Linked DNA regions of Homo sapiens: all the other regions are linked to region 3. Evidence: chromatin loops called from intact Hi-C (ENCODE). Cell type or tissue: OCI-LY7. All regions are shown on one strand. Each heading gives the region's core, and the rest is flanking DNA. Links, peaks and the distances in the headings are about the cores only. Region 1 overlaps NPLOC4 (NPL4 homolog, ubiquitin recognition factor). Region 2 overlaps BAHCC1 (BAH domain and coiled-coil containing 1). Region 3 overlaps SLC38A10 (solute carrier family 38 member 10).

The links. Peaks named below come from ENCODE experiments on the same cell type or tissue, not always from the same donor. Only the 100,000 strongest peaks of a DNase experiment are listed, where the experiment ranks them.
Region 1: a loop joins it to region 3, with 9 times the contacts of the local background. A loop is called at or near these places in 82 of 110 quality-filtered maps.
Region 2: it touches region 3 in a loop (26-fold over the local background); 3 of 110 quality-filtered maps call a loop at or near these places.

What each region holds. Positions count from the first base shown.
Region 1 is chr17:81,595,261-81,600,607 of GRCh38, reverse strand. It overlaps NPLOC4 (NPL4 homolog, ubiquitin recognition factor), which reads left to right. Exons shown (of 17, transcript NM_017921.4): 9 at 181-267; 10 at 3,292-3,363; 11 at 4,366-4,492. Among named protein-coding and RNA genes, the nearest start is that of NPLOC4, 39 kb to the left of the region's middle. RefSeq lists an enhancer at 2,070-2,189. In OCI-LY7, for the core only: no CTCF peak of the experiment used is centred there; a DNase peak (open chromatin) is centred at 2,007; H3K4me3 peaks cover 985 bases; H3K27ac peaks cover 1,311 bases.
Region 2 is chr17:81,428,020-81,433,366 of GRCh38, reverse strand. All of the region lies in intron 3 of BAHCC1 (BAH domain and coiled-coil containing 1), which reads right to left. Among named protein-coding and RNA genes, the nearest start is that of MIR3186, 20 kb to the left of the region's middle. In OCI-LY7, for the core only: a CTCF peak has its summit at 3,009 (motif pointing right); no DNase peak of the experiment used is centred there.
Region 3 is chr17:81,250,700-81,256,046 of GRCh38, reverse strand. It overlaps SLC38A10 (solute carrier family 38 member 10), which reads left to right. Exons shown (of 16, transcript NM_001037984.3): 12 at 2,807-2,974; 13 at 3,364-3,852; 14 at 4,435-4,554. Among named protein-coding and RNA genes, the nearest start is that of NDUFAF8, 14 kb to the right of the region's middle. RefSeq lists enhancers at 649-1,340, 3,699-4,366. In OCI-LY7, for the core only: CTCF peaks have their summits at 1,014 (motif pointing left), 2,356, 2,557 (motif pointing left) and 4,111; DNase peaks (open chromatin) are centred at 2,546, 4,026, 4,426, 4,866 and 1 weaker place; H3K4me3 peaks cover 2,246 bases; H3K27ac peaks cover 2,492 bases.

The DNA of each region.
Region 1 (5,347 bases), core at 56-5,055, 340 kb before region 3:
CCGAGAAGGAGAGAAGCCGGGAGGCGTGTCGCATGTGTTTTATCTGTGGCTATAGTTCTCCTTTCTGACAAGGAGGCCCCCAGCACTCCTTGTGACCTAGAGCTGGAAGTGGAAGGGCTTGGGGTGCTGCTTCCTGAGCCCTCTGCTCTAAGTCCATCTTCTCCCTTTGATTCCCTGCAGATTGGTACACAGAACAGCTTGGAGCTTCTTGAGGATCCAAAAGCTGAAGTGGTCGATGAAATTGCTGCCAAACTTGGCCTGCGGAAGGTACTGAGGCATCCGGCAGCCAAGCAGGGGGCGTGGCCAGGCTCTGTTGGGCATCCAGGCCAGGGGGAGTTGGGAGAGTGGCCGGGCTGTGTCGGGTACTGGCTCTCTCCGGCTGCACAAGGTCAGGTGCAGGCACTATATGTTTTGAAACTTCACATATGTTTGTTGGGCACCAATAACCTTTATGTTCCTCTGACTTAAACTAAAATGAGAACATTTTCTTGAGCATAAAAAAAAAAAAATCCCAGTGCAGATCTGGCTGTTATATTTCAGCCTTCCAGCCACACTTCATGAGGACTGCTTCAAGTGGGAAACAGACCCCAGCCGCACCCCTGCTGGCTCCTCTGTGCATGTGTGTCCCTTCTGCCTGAGCTCTCCCTTCATGTAGCTTGGAAGCCGAGGACAGTCAAGGCTGACATTCCATTGACAGTGTTCATGTTCTGTGCCATGCACTTGGAGCTTCTGCTGCTCCGTCATCAATCATCATTTAATTTCCTGTTTATAATTTAGCTCTCTGAGCCTACAATTCTTCCTAGTTTCATGGAACAGTTAGAAGATGAGAAAAGGATTTCCTTTTTTATTCTATTGATCTGGTTTATCTGACATTGATACAGTTCCCAGGAACAATTTTAATAAATTAATGTAGAGCCATGAATTTGAACATATCTTACGAGTTTAATGTTAATAAGTATGTTTTATCCTTTATTTCCTAATCAACTCAGACCATGAAAAATAATCTCTAGATTATTTAATCTTCTCTACAGATGAAGCGGGTGAGACTGCAAATGTGACTTAAAACCTAGTAGTGTCAGTGAGCAGTCCACACAGTTTTACTGTCTTTAGGAAAGAAACATCCTGTTTCTAACAAGGAGTCAGCATCTTGATTTAGGGGCATATTTGGGTTCAAATTCTGGAAGTTCTCTTGTTTAAAAGAGATTGGTCCAATTTTTTGACCTAATTTGTTATAATCTTACAGTTCATAATCTTGAAATTACTTAAATAATTTTCTGCAAGACACAAGTTTCTCTTTTTATTTTATTTTATTTTTTTTTTTTGAGGAGTCTTGCTCTTTCACCCAGGCTGGAGTGCAGTGGCACGATCTTGGCTCACTGCAACCTCTGCCTCCCGGGTTCAAGTGATTCTCCTGCCTCAGCCTCCCAAGTAGCTGGGATTACAGGCACCCGCCACAACGCCCAGTTAATTTTTGTATTTTTAATAGAGACGATGTTTCACCATGTTGGCCAGGCTGGTCTTGAACTCTCGACCTCAGGTGATCCACCCGCCTTGGTCTCCCAAAGTTCTGGGATTATGGGCGTGAGCCACCGTGCCTGGCCTAAAATATGAGTTTCTAAGCCCTAATTTTTCTCAGTTTGATTTTGATTTTGCTTTATTTACTGCATAATTAACCCTTTAAGTTTCATTTTCTCTGTTGCCACCACCTTGGGTTTTTCATTCATTGGGGCATCTTTAAAGACAGTGAAAGTCTCCCAGTGGGCTAGTCATGTCTGCTGGGGGTGGATGGGAAGAGTTGTGTGTCAGGTAGTGCTGGAGAGGGTCATGGGCCGCAGATCCTTCCCGAGGACAGAAGTGACAATTGCCGGGACTCAACTGCTGCTCCTGTGGCCTCGTGACGGGCTTCTGGTGCAGGAATTCACAGGCAGAGGCGGGCCTAAGGATCACACAGCACACAGGCACTGCTACACTGAACGTGCAGGGGTTGCTGGGTCACAGGTTTCAGATCCTCATACCCTCAGATGCTTCCTTCCGGCCTTGAGGTGGAGCTCCCAGGAGCAGCTGTGTGAAGTCTGCATTATATTACCCCTTTTGTATTATGTGCCTTTCTCTAGGAATCCTTTTTCTTAGCTTGTCAGGAAAGACCTACTCTCTGAAATGTTTATTTGCTTGCTTGTTGTCTGTCTTCCTCTTGGGAGTTTAAGTGCCTTTTTCACTCACCTTCTGTTGGTCTCACTCACTGCTGTGTCTCTTGCACCCAGCATGGTGCTGGGCAGAGCTGGTGCTGAGGAAACTCATCTCTAACCCAGCAGCACCAGAGGGAGGGTGGCCAGTTTCTACTGAACAGAGATGGAGATCCCTGGGTGTGGCCTGGCATCTTACTTGAGGAACCTGTTGATGTAGATTCACCTGGCTCACAAAAAGGAGTTTCTGACTGAGAACATTCTTTTTAAGCTCTCTGGGCAGAAGCCAGAAAACATTCATCATCTATCTTTTTTTTTTTTTTTTTTTTTGAGACAGAGTCTTGCTCTGTGGGCCAGGCTGGAGTGCAGTGACGCAATCTCGGCTCACTGCAAGCTTCACCTCCCGGGTTCACACCATTCTCCTGCCTCAGCCTCCTGAGTAGCTGGGACTACAGGCACCCGCCACCACGCCCGGCTAATTTTTTTCTATTTTTAGTAGAGACGGGATTTCACCATGTTAGCCAGGATGGTCTTGATCTCCTGACCTCGTGATCCACCGTCTTGGCCTCCCGAAGTGTTGGAATTACAGGCGTGAGCCACCACACCCGGCCACGCCCAGCTAATTTTTTTTTTTTTTTTTTGAGATGGAGTTTCATTCTTGTTGCCCAGGCTGGAGTGCAATGGCGCGATCCTGGCACACTGCAACCTCTGCCTCCCGGGTTCAAGTGATTCTCCTGCCTCAGCCTCCTGAGTAGCTGGGATTACAGGCATGCGCCACCACCCCAACTAATTTTGTATTTTTAGTAGAGACAGGGTTTCTCCATGTTGGTCAGGCTGGTCTCGAACTCCCGACCTCGGGTGATCCACCCGCCTCGGCCTCCCAAAGTGCTGGGATTACAGGCGTGAGCCACCGCACCCGGCCTAATTTCTGTATTTTTAGTAGAGATGGGGTTTCACTGTATTGGCCAGGATGGTCTCGATCTCTTAACCTCGTGATTCTCCTGCCTCGGCCTCTCAAAGTGCTGTGATTATAGGCGTGAGTCACTGCGCCCAGCCATTCATCGTCTATCTTGAGGAGATGTTTAAAAGCTACTTTCCTTTTTTTAAGGTTGGCTGGATATTTACAGACCTCGTCTCAGAAGATACCCGAAAGGGTACCGTCCGCTACAGTCGAAATAAGGTGAGGTGGAGACAGGACTGTGCGTGTGGCCCTATGGCTTGGTTACAGATGGTGTTGGCCTGCATTATCAGGGTCTCTTTGCACCGCTGGTTCTAGCTTTCAGGCCCCATTATTTATTTATTTGTATTTTTTGAGACGGAGTCTTGCTCTTTTGCCCAGGCTGGAGTGCAGTGGCGCAATCTCTGCTCACCGCTAGCAATGCCTCCCGGGTTCACGCCATTCTCCTGCCTCAGCCTCAGGAGAAGCTGGGACTACAGGCGCCTGCCACCATGCCCAGCTAATTTTTTTGTATTTTTAATAGAGATGGGGTTTCACTGTGTTAGCCAGGATGGTCTTGATCTCGACCTTGTGATCTGCCTGCCTTGGCCTCCCAGAGTGCTGGGATTACAGGTGTGAGCCACCATGCCCAGCCCTCAGGCCCCATTATTTTTCAAGAAGTTCTTCTTGATCAATGAAGGCCGGATCTCTTGGTCTCATAGAGCTAAACCCATCTTACCTTTATAAAGCAGTGATTTTCAGGGCTCAGCCCATGGCGGGGTGGTTTGCATAGTGCTTCTGGCCTTTCTAGTCGTGAGTGGTTTTAGATGAGGAATTGGTAATGGTTAGGAATTGTAGATACTTGTTTCAAAGTGGTTTTGAGTTTTATAGTTTGGTTCTTATTTTTTATTTTTATTTTTTTGAGACAGAGTCTTGCTGTGTTGCACAGGTTGGAGTGCAATGGCACAATCTCGGCTCACTACAGCTTCCTCCTCCTGGGTTCAGGTGTGCACCACCATACCCAGATAATTTTTTTATTTTTAGTAGAGACCAGGTTTTGGTGTGTTGGCCAGGCTGGTCTCGAACTCTTGTCCTCAAGTGGACCTCCCGCCTCCACCTCTCAAAGTGCTGGAATTAGAGGTGTGAGTCACTGCTCCTGGCTTAGTTCTTATTTTTTAAAGAAGAAATAGAAGTATATTTTGGCATGATGCTGTAAAATTTGATAGGCTGCTTCTCTTGTCTTAGGACACCTATTTCCTAAGTTCAGAAGAGTGCATCACTGCAGGAGACTTCCAGAACAAGCATCCCAACATGTGCCGGCTCTCTCCAGACGGACATTTTGGATCCAAGTTTGTTACTGCAGTGGCTACAGGTATAACAGGGACAGTATGTACTGTAAATATTACCACCTCGTTAATATATTTTGTTCCTCTTTTTGGTAGCTTTTTATCCTTAACTTAGTTATACTGGACTTTCTTACTGGGCTTGTGGGATATAAATTCCTCCTTTCTTTTTATGGTAAAAATTCTGAACAACTTAACAGCATAAAACTATATAAACACAAACCCCAAAACTCATAACAGAATCAGGACCTCCACAGAGCTCTCCTCTAGGCCAGTGCTCTCATTAAAAGTCCACTTTTTTGGCCGGGCGTGGTGGCTCACGCCTGTAATCCCAGCACTTTGGGAGGCCCAGGTGAGTGGATCGCTTGAGGTCAGGAGTTCGAGATCAGCCTGGCCAACATAGCGAAACCCCATCTCTTTATAAATATAAAAATTAGCTGGGCATGGTGGTGGGCGCCTGTAATCCCAGCTACTCAAGGAGCTGAGGCAGGAGAATCACTTGAACCCATCAGGCGGAGGTTGCAGTGAGCTGAGTTTGTGCCAGTGCACTCCAGCCTGGGTGACAGGGTGAGCCTCTGTCTCAAAAAAAGAAAAGAAAAGAAAAAAAAAATATATATATATATGTATATGTATATATGGACAAGGATGTTCCCCTGGGCGACAGAGTGAAACTCCATCTCAAAAAAAAAAAGCAAAACGGGTTTTTTTTTTTTTTTTGACAGTCTTACTGTCATTTAGGCTGGAGTGCAGTGGCGCAATCTCGGCTCACTGCAACGTCCGCCTCCTGGGTTCAAGCGATTTTTGTGCCCCAGCCTTCAGAGTAGCTGGAATTGTAAGTGCACACCACCACGCCTGGCTAATTTTTGTATTTTTAGTAGCGACTG
Region 2 (5,347 bases), core at 49-5,048, 180 kb before region 3:
CAGCCTTGCAGCGGCCCCTTCCCTAGTCCTGTCTGCTCTCTGCCATACACCCCTGCTCCCACACACGGCCCCTCACCCCAGGTGGGCAGGCCCCCGGGTGTCCAGGCTGTGTTTCAAAGTGCAGCTCCCGGGACATGAGTGGTTGCGGGGCGGCACAGCAAGAGATTCGTTCTTGGAGCTGGAGTGCCCAATCCTTGGGGCCCCCTGAGGCTTCAGAAGCTCAGCCTCTTCCCCATCCACAGGCCTGCAGGGAACTGGCCCAAGTGGTGACCCACAGCTGCCTCAGGGGCGGGCCGGGCCAGCTCCATCTGTTCCCAGGCTGAGCAAGGTAGCTAAGAGCGGGAGCAGGTGCCAGGTTCCCATGGGAGCCTCCAGAATGAACGCAGTGGGCAGCCTGCCCAGGATCCAGGCACCAACCCCACAGGGAGGAGCGCAGCCTTCCTGGGGATGGGGGGAAGGGTGGGCCTGGGGATGGGGGGGGAGGTTGGGCCTGGGGATGGGGGGAAGGGTGGGCCTGGGGATGGGGGGGGAGGGTGGGCCTGGGGATGGGGCGGAGGGTGGGCCTGGGGATGTGGGGGGAGGGTGGGCCTGGGGATGGGAGGGAGGGTGGGTCTGGGGCTCGGGGGGAGGGTGGGTCTGGGGATGGCGGGGAGGGTGGGCCTGGGGATGCGGGGGAGGGTGGGCCCGGGGATGGGAGGGATGGGGTCTGGGGCTCAGGGGAACAGGTGGGCCCGGGAGGGTGGGTCCAGGGCTGGGGACGGAGGTTGGGTCCAGGGCTGGAGGGGAGGGTGGGCCCGGCGATGGGAGGGAGGGTGGGCCTGGTGATGGGTGGGAGGGTGGGTCCGAGGCTGGGGCCGCCCTCAAGCCACAGGGGGCAATGGACAGTTCTCGGAGCGTGGAGCTAGAAGCAACCACACGACCCCCAAAACCTTCGCCGGCACCCTGGACATCAGCTCTGGCTACCAGGGAACTCCCTTCCGCCTGTCCACCAGGACCTTCCTCACGTTCCCCAGGCAGCGTCCTTGACACATAGGTCATTGTACCGGGGCCACAGGCATGACACCAGCCAGCCCCACACACAGGCACACAGGAGACGGTGCACCTGCCGGGGCGGCTGCACCATCGGTCAGATCCAGGGATGTCAGCCTAGGAAGGCCGCACCCCATCCCCAGTGACCAAGGCCACTGGCCCCAGCAGTGGACAGCCGCTGCAGGACACGGGAGGGAAGTTGCTCTTTGTGTCTGTATCACATGGGGTCTGGACAGCTGTTCTCATGGGTGTGGCAGATAGAGAAACTGAGGCTGGGCATATGAACTCGAAGCTAAGACAGCTCTGGGTCTGTGACGACCCCTGCCCTGCCCACCTGCCCTGCACATAGCAGGGGCCCATGCCGCATCTGCCACAGTCCTGCCCTGTCCTGCGGTGCCTGGGTGTGCGCAGGGGCTCGGGTGCAGCCTCCTGGGTCCCAGAGCAGCCTCTAGCCCAAGTCCCTGGCTAAGTCCCTGGCTCCTGGAGAGCAGGAGCTTGCGGGGCAGAGGGTACACCTACTCCAAAGCACGGCAGGTCAGAGGGCAGGGAGGGGATGAGGGGACAGGCTCTCAGTCACACACAATCCTCAGCCTCAGTTTCCTCAGCTGTAAAATGGGCGCAAGCACCACTGTGCTGTGCAGCATTGCCAGGGGGAGGCAGGTGCCATCCCAGGGCCAGGCTCATAACAGAAGTGCAGTCATCCTGCCCAACCTCAAGCCAGGGCTGGTCCTGGGAACCCTGAAGCTGCAGGGACCAGGCCCTTTATCCAAACCAGGGGTGGCCCTCTCCCCAACCTCCCTGGGGCTCAGGTTCTGCCACCTGGGATGTCCCTATCCTGGCTTCCCCAAGTCTGTGTCTCCCCTAGCCACCTCCATACAGCCCTCTGCCAGGTGTGGACCTGGGTGCTGGTCACCATGGCCACGGGATGAAACCCCTGCACTCAACAGTGACTGGCAGCACTCAGCCAGGCCGTGAACATGAGGCTATGCATAAAGTCTCAGCGGGCTGGGGGTTGGGAACTGCCAGGGCCTGAGGGCAGACTCCAGTGGGGACAGGAGGCTGGGACCCTGGCAGGGTGGCCGGCCAGGGCAGGCCACGGTGAGGGGCCGAGGGTATGGGAGGGCTGGCTCCCGAAAGCCATAGGACACCTCCGGAGGGGGGATCATAGGCCTGGATGGGGCAGCCGCCCTCTGGCTGAGAGAAGCTGGCGGGAGGTAGCCGGCCCAGCAGAGCCCCTCCACCCCCACGCTGGGATCCCCACGCTGTCCCCTCCACCCCCACGCCGGGACCCCCACGCTGTCCCCTCCACCCCCACGCCGAGACCCCCACGCTGTCCCCTCCACCCCCACGCCGGGACCCCCACGCTGTCCCTCGCATCCCAGCGGAGCCAGCTTGTCCCCACTGGCCCAACTCTCCCTCGCACATGGGCAGGGACAGCAGGTCTAGGCAGGGCAAGGGCCACACCCCCCACATAGATGTGGTAGAAACGTCAGTGCTGGGGTGGTCAGCGGGCCTGTGGGAGACAGACCAAGAAGCTGTTTTAGCCACCGAGGAAACCGAGGCCGGGAGAGGAAGGAGGAGCTGAAGGGGTCTGGGAGGAAGCAGCAGGTCCCTGGCAGGCATCACAGGAAGGATGGAGCTGGGGCCCCAGTACCTCTGAGGACACTCGGGGTGGGTGGGCGCTGGTGGGACCTCTGTCCCTTAAACAGATGTGGTCCCAGCTCCTGCTCACTCCCAGCAGCACCAGCGAGTCCTGAGACCTCAGAGGGGACGAAGGGGACAGAGGAGCAGCTGGCAGGATGCAGGAAGCTGCGGGGCTCCGTTGGCAGGGAGTGCTCGGCATGCGTAGCCCCGGACCCCCAGGAGCTGGCCAGGCCCAGTGAGAAGTGGCCGCTGGTGGGGCGTGGTTCTGACCAAGAGGCCGGCCAGGCGGAGAGCCAGCGCGTGTGTGTGCCTGCCGCCCCCATGGCTCCCCCCAGGTGGCACAAGAGACCACGAGTGGCCTCAGTGGGGATCTCAGCAGCCCCTGCCCCCACCCCTTCCCAGCTGAGCCCCCCAGGAACAGAATCCTCTTTCATTGGCCCTGTGGGTGGTCCTGGCCAGGCAGCTGGGGGGCGCGGTGGGGAGGGAGGGGACCAGGCCTGCTGACAATAGGGCCAGCTGTGTGTGCCCCCACCCCTGCTCTCATCCTCATCCACCCAGGACAGGCTGCCCAGCAGGAGCTCACCTCTGCCCCTGGCCAGTTCCGCCTCCCGCCCCCACCCCAAGCCCCAGAGAGGCCCACCGCTGGTGGGAGCGCGAGCCTCGGGTAAGCTGCGGGCCGGGAGGAGCTGAACAGACAGGCTCTGCCCAGGCCAGATGTTCCGGGCGGCTCCTCCAGCTCCGGGCTGCCTCTGCTGCACCCCCAGCTGCTCCCCCGGGGAAGCAGGAAGCCCTGGCCCGCTCGAGGGGCTGCCCTGCAGATGGGGAGAGAGGAGGCCCCGCTTGGCATGGGGGGTTCCTGGGGCTACCCCAACCTGGGTTCCTGGTGGCCTGCCCCACCCTGGCCTACCTACCCTCAACGAAAGCCCTGGGCTGGGGAGGGGGTGGCAAGCTGGCTTGGCCAGGCACCTGCCTCCTGCCCATCCTGGGCCACTAGGAGGAAACGTGGGCAAGGCCAACCGCCCAGGCAGCCCGCTGTGCCTGCTGGCCCCCACTCTCCGGCCGAGTCGCGTGCCCCCCACCCACCTCACTCCCCTTCCCCCATGAACACACACGGCAGAGAAACAGGCCCGGCGCACGGGGAGCCAGCTGGCACCCTGTCAAACTAGCAGCCAGGCATGCTGCCCGGGCAGCCAGCCAGCCTCTCACCCTGGCCCGCCGGCCCTGGCCTCTGCCGCTCAGCTCACAGCGCGGCAGCTCCATGTGGTCTGTCGGGGAGCACGGCTGCGTGGCAGGGAACCCCCGCAGGGAGGGGAGGGGATCCCGGGGGGTGGGACAACTGAACTGAAGGCAGAGCAGGGGACAGCAAGCTGGAGCACGGGCCTCGCAGGTGTGTGGCCTTGGAGGCTCTGCCACCCTCGGGGGGCACCCACACCCATCCTCAGCCCCGGGTGGGCCTTGCATTCTGGGGCCCAGGCGGGCGGCTCAGAGGCCACGCCCTGCACCCCCTTGTCCCGCCTCCACCCGTGCTGGTCCACCCAGCCCACTGTCCCGCACACGTGCCCACCCCCACCTGACACGGACAGCGGGAGATGCGTCTCGCCCAGCCAGGGTGCCAGGTGCCCAGCAGGGTGGACAGGTGAACCTCCTCGGTGTGACACAGCCAGGGCCACTGTGGGCACTGTCCTCTCCTCCGGCTCAGGCCACCCCCGCCTGGAGGAGCTACTTCCCTGGGACGCAGATAGAAGGGGCTCAGAGGCCCAGACGCCAGGGGCTCACGTCGACACTTGTGGCAGGACATTGGCTTCCCACCCAGCCAGGGGGACTCCCAAGGGCTCGGGAGCAGATGGAACCCACCGATGCCGGGCCCCATGTGAGGGGCTGAGAAGTGGTGGGGGTCCCCGGGGTGGGATGTGGGCAGCTCCGCCCAGGCAGCCGTTGGCACAAGGGGAAGTGAGTGTCTAGAGGCCGTTGTGGGTGCTGTCTGCCTGTGGGCCACCACACACCCACCCTCTGAGCAGCCCCCAGAGGGGCGGGACGGGGGCTCCAAGGCAGGTGGTGCTACCCACAAACGGCCCTCCTTGCTGCTGGGGTCCCCCAGGGTGGGTGGAGGGAGTGGGGTAGGAGCTCTCTCCTGGTGCAGAGAGCATTGGGGATGGGCTGGTGCCACTTCTGGGCCCTGACTAGGGGCCACCACTGCCAGGAGGGGAAACCAAGTCAGTGGTCCTAGGTGGATCTGTGCACCTGTGGCTGGGCCAGGACCAGGCAGCGGCCGTTGCGTCTGTTGTGGGGGGTTCACCACGGCTGCCGCAGGCCTCCCCTTCCTGCTCCCCCGGTGCCAGGCCACCCTCCTCCCTCCCACAGACATCCTGGGAGCCAGATGCTGTGGCTGGCCGGGGCGTTTGCCCACAGACACAAAAGGCTGAGGCGGGGTGGGGCATATGAGCCAGGAAGGCGGGGCCCCCACAGCCAGCCCAGGAGCCATGGCCAGCCTGGTCTCCCCTCCAGGAGGCCGCTAGTAGTGCAGGGGTGGGAGGAAGGGGCAGGGGAGTCTGGGCAGGGGAGTCTGGACCGAGGACCCCATGCTGCCCACCGCATCCCAAGGTAGCGGCCTCCCCTGCACCCAGGAAGAGGCCACTCCTTATCGCCTGCCCAACATGTGCGCCCTGAGCCGAAA
Region 3 (5,347 bases), core at 75-5,074:
TGGCACCACGTGCCAATGATGGTCACGGGTCGTGGTTTCTTGTGACTGGAGATGATTTTTTTTTTGAGATGGAGTCTCGCTCTGTCGCCCAGGCTGGAGTGCAGTGGCACGATATTGGCTCACTACAGCCTCCACCTCCCAAGTTCAAGCAATTCTCCCACCTCAGCCTCTGAGTAGCCGAGAATACAGGCGCGGCACCACACCCGGCTAATTTTGTATTTTTGTTGAGACAGGGTTTTGCCAGGATGGTGTTGAACTCCTGACCTCAAGTGATCCTCCTGCCTCGGCCTCTCAAAGTGCTGGGATTACCGGAGTGAGCCATCATGCCTGGCCTGGAGGCGATTTTTGAAGCCAAATGAGGGAGGATGGTTGCCCTGCGGCAGCACCCTCTGCTGGGTGTTCCTGGGGGCGTGCGTGGAGCCATCCCCCTTGGCCGTGGCCGCCTCTACTGTGGCTTAGCCGGGTGTGTTGCTGGCCTTCTAGGAGAAGAAATTCGGATGCCAGAGATCTCCTCCCTCCCGAGGAGCTCAGTCGTGAGCTGGCGGGGGCACTCCCCATACAGGGCCCCTTTCTGTCTTTGCGCAACCTGTGTTCATGTTGAGAGTGGAAGCGGCTGGCAGCACTCGGACGTTTTTCAGTTGCTGATTTTGAAGTTTTGTGTTAGTTTTACTGCAGCCAAGAGGCACTGCCGGCAAACTGTCCCTGACGCAAAGATGGGCTCCGTTGTGGAGAAGGCTGTGTGCATTGCCCGCAGACAGCTGCAGAGCGCCGGGCATGAAGGCTGTGAGTGCAGCCCTTGGCTGGTCAGCTGCTGCAGGCGGCGGGGAGCCAGGACACTCGCACAGCCTTCCTGCAGGTGCCCGTGCAATCCAGCAACACTTGCAGAACGCTGAGAGGCGTGGCGTTCCCGGGAGGTTCTCCAAAGGGACCTCTGGGGCAGCTCCCGGCTCACCGTGCTCACTTCCCGTCCCGCGGCTCCTGCACCCACACAGAGCTCCCCCTGGAGCCCCAGACTGGTCATTCACGGCCTGAGGAACTGAATTTTGCTCCTGCTGAGAAAATGACTGCTCTGAGGCAACTTGTCCTATGACAACGGAGATTTCCTTTGTTTTGCTATATTTTCCCTTCCCCTCCCCAGCCTCCCTTTCTTCACTTAGTAATCCATTGGACAGGCCCTCTTGATTGACAGTTATGGCTTGTTTCCGCATGGGGCCTCTGCCGAAGCCTAATCGTGTGATGGAGACCAGTATGTTTTCACCTGCTCAGGCGGGTGGCCATACGCTTATAGAATTGGTCACTTGGGCCAGGCGCGGTGGCTCACGCATGTAATCCCAGCACTTTGGGAGAATGAGGCGGGTGGATCACTTGAGGTCAGGAGTTTGAGACCAGCCTGGCCAACGTGGTGAAACCCTGTCTCTACTAAAGATACAAAAATCAGCCAGGCATTGTGGCAGGTTCCTGTAATTCCAGCTACAGGAGGCTGAGGCATGAAAATTGCTTGAACCTGGGAGGCAGAGGTTGCAGTGAGCCGAAATTGTGCCACTGCACTCCAGCCTGGGCGACACAGCAGGAGTCCATCTTAAAAAAAAGTTGAATTTGTTACTTTAACTAAACTGTAGAGCCTAGCGTCTGCTTTCTGTTAACTAGTTTATTACCCAGTAGGGTGGTACCTTCCCTCTACAGTTTGTCTAGGACTCTCAACTCCAAACTGACAACAGTGTAACTGTCTGTTTCCCTAGACTAACATATCAGGCTGCTCTTAGAAGGCTGGTAGAAAGCTAAGCTAATTGTCCCCATTTTCTTCTCCTATGGGAGCTGGTGAGGCCCCATCTGCTGCTCTGAACTGGACTCTGTGTGAATTCTTCCTCAGACAGCTTCACCTGAGTCCCCCTCGGCTGCAGCGCCTGTCTCAGTGGACATATGGCCTTGCTGGGACAGGGAGGTGGTGATGGCGGTGGTGGTGGTGGTGACGGAGGTGACGACGATGATGGAGGTGATGGCAGTGACGGTGGAGGTGACGGTGATGTAGGTGATGATTATGGAGGTGGTGGCAATGATGCAGCGATGGTGGTGGGGATGGAGATGGTGGTGGTGATGACGATAATGGAGGTGATGGCAATGATGGTAGGGTTGGCAGTGATGGTGGTGATGGTAGTGGTGATGGTGATGATGATGGTGATGGTGGTAGGGATGGAGATGGTGGTGATGATAGCGGTGATGGTGATGATGGTGACGGTGATGATGATGGTGATGGTGGTAGGGATGGAGATGGTGATGATGGTGACGGTGATGATGATGGTGATGGTGGTAGGGATGGAGATGGTGATGATGGTGATGGTGATGGTGATGATGGTGATGTTGGTGGTAGGGATGGAGATGATGGTGATGATGGTGATGTTGATGGTGGTAGGGATGGAGATGATGGTGATGATAGCGGTGATGGTGGTGGTGGTGGTGGAGGTGACGGTGATGACGGTGATGATGGAGGTGATGGTAATGGAGGGGACTGTGGGAGAGTGGGTCGGTGGGCTCGTGCCGCCATCTGGTGGTAATGACTGAGTATTACATGGAGTCTAGTTCTCCCTGCCCCCAGTTAGGTGTAAATCGCATTTTGACATATTTTTGTTGTGAATACACATGAAAAATGACAGTTTTCTGTGCTACTTAGCTGCTAATGATCGAACAGGAAAAAGAAACTGCTTTGACTCTGCCATTTGGCTGGAAAATATGGTAACAGTCCAGGGAGAGCTGCCCCGCTCCTGGAGCTGCTTGGCAGTGCAGTTCCCTAACTGTGCCCTGCTCCCAGCCCAGGATCCGGTTGTGGCCGTGGCTGAGGATGGCCGGGAGAAGCCGAAGCTGCCGAAGGAGAGAGAGGAGCTGGAGCAGGCCCAGATCAAGGGGCCCGTGGATGTGCCTGGACGGGAAGATGGCAAGGAGGCACCGGAGGAGGCACAGCTCGATCGCCCTGGGCAAGGTGCTGGGCACTGGCTGGGGGTGCGGATGGGGAAGGGCGGCCCCGGGTCCTCCTTTGCAGGCTGGACACCCTGCGGGGTGGCTCTCAGGGCTGTGTGTATCTTTTTCCCTTCAGCCCAGCCTAAGTTCTGGTCCTTTTTGTTTTCTCTGTCTTTCAATTCAGATGAATGTCCTGCCCCTCCCAGAGCAACTTGTTTGCAGCTGCCCCTGTTGAACTTTAGCATCAGCTGTGCTTGGCCAGGCAGCAGGGAGGCCGGCAGGGGAGGTGGTATCTGTTGGCCTGTGTCACACTGTTGGGAGCCAGAACCCAGGGAAGAACCCAGTTCTAATTCCCTGGGAAGGGAAGGAGGGGCCTCAGCCTGACCCCATCTGTCCCCCGTGCCCTTGCAGGGATTGCTGTGCCTGTGGGCGAGGCCCACCGCCACGAGCCTCCTGTTCCTCACGACAAGGTGGTGGTAGATGAAGGCCAAGACCGAGAGGTGCCAGAAGAGAACAAACCTCCATCCAGACACGCGGGCGGAAAGGCTCCAGGGGTCCAGGGCCAGATGGCGCCGCCTCTGCCCGACTCAGAAAGAGAGAAACAAGAGCCGGAGCAGGGAGAGGTTGGGAAGAGGCCTGGACAGGCCCAGGCCTTGGAGGAGGCGGGTGATCTTCCTGAAGATCCCCAGAAAGTTCCAGAAGCAGATGGTCAGCCAGCTGTCCAGCCTGCAAAGGAGGACCTGGGGCCAGGAGACAGGGGCCTGCATCCTCGGCCCCAGGCAGTGCTGTCTGAGCAGCAGAACGGCCTGGCGGTGGGTGGAGGGGAAAAGGCCAAGGGGGGACCGCCGCCAGGCAACGCCGCCGGGGACACAGGGCAGCCCGCAGAGGACAGCGACCACGGTGGGTGTCAGCCTGGGCTCGTGTCGGAAGACACTCCCCTCTTGGGCTGGGGAGGCTGGGCAGGGGCAGCAGAATCGATGGTTCCTCCCTCAGTCCCCAGTCTCTCTCCCTGCACCAGATTAGCATGCAAATGGAGCGGGCCCCGGCAGCTGGTGGGGACAGGAAGAGGCTGGTGGCTGACAGCTACTGTAATATCTGTCACACAGTTGTTTGCCAGACCACTAAATGTCAGGTGCCGCGCTGTGCTCGTGTGTCTGGGCGCACACGGGGGGCGGCGCGGGGGGCGCCTGACAGGTAACACGTTGTTAAGTGCCCGTCTAAGAGCTGCTTAGGACAGTTCTTGCATTTTAATTGCGAAGGCAGTTACCATTGGCTCATTGCCACAAGCCTATGAGGTTGTTAAATATTTTTTTATTGCTTCGCTAGTAATCATCAGGTTGAATATAAACTGTGCTGACGGGGGTGTCACTTTAGAAACATCTGCCACTTCCTTTTGTCCCGCCCTTGCCTTCTGTCCCCCAACCCCCCAAACCCTCCCTTGACTTTCCTGCAAAACCTTCTGAGTCTTCACCGTGTGTGCAGGTGGGAAGCCTCCCCTCCCAGCGGAGAAGCCGGCTCCAGGGCCTGGGCTGCCGCCCGAGCCTCGCGAGCAGAGGGACGTGGAGCGAGCGGGTGGAAACCAGGCGGCCAGCCAGCTGGAGGGTAAGGCCTCCGCCCTACAGCCGCCTGCCTCAGGCCCAGGGAGCGGCAGCCCCCTCCCCCAGCCCTGGGGTGATGCCCAGGTCATCCTCGGGAGCCCTGCCAGGCCCCCCTTCTCTTTCCAGCCGCCTGCTGAGCAGACCCCTCGGAGAGCTTTCTGCTCCCTTCCCATCAGCAGCTTGCTTTCTGGGAACCTTTTATCTGCCTTACTCCCCTTTAAACACCTGCGGCATCGTCACATGGCTTGTGATTACCGTTTTATCTCCCTTGCTCCCCTTTAAAACACCTGCGGCATTGTCACTTGGCTTGTGATTACCATTTCGTCTTTAAAGCAGGTTTGTTAACAGTTTTAACACTCGGAGTATTTAAAGCCAGCCAGGTGTGGGCGTGCCTGCACCCAGATGTGGAGGTTTATTTTAAGGCTGTGCCCCAAGGGGACCCAGTTTGGGGGTGGCTGTGCCCGCCCTGGTCCTAGCATAGCCCTGGCCCAGAGCACTGCTCCCACACCCTCGGGCCTCGGAGCTCGGCTGTGTTCATCTACAGGGATCTGTCACCTGTCCCTCCAGGAAAGCTCCTTACGCCTTTGCTCTCCTGAGAATAAAACTTGCTCTGAATCCTCCTCCAAACTTCTCGCCCCTTGGGTCTCAGCTGTTGGCTTTTTGCGACCCCTCCTTGTGGCCTCATGCAGTTGGGTAGCAGCAGCCCCGTCTGTGAGCCTGCTGGGGACAGGCTTCTGTGCCATGTCCTCTCCCAGGCTAGGGGTCCACCCGCCCTCTGAGGGTGTGTGGCTGGGCCC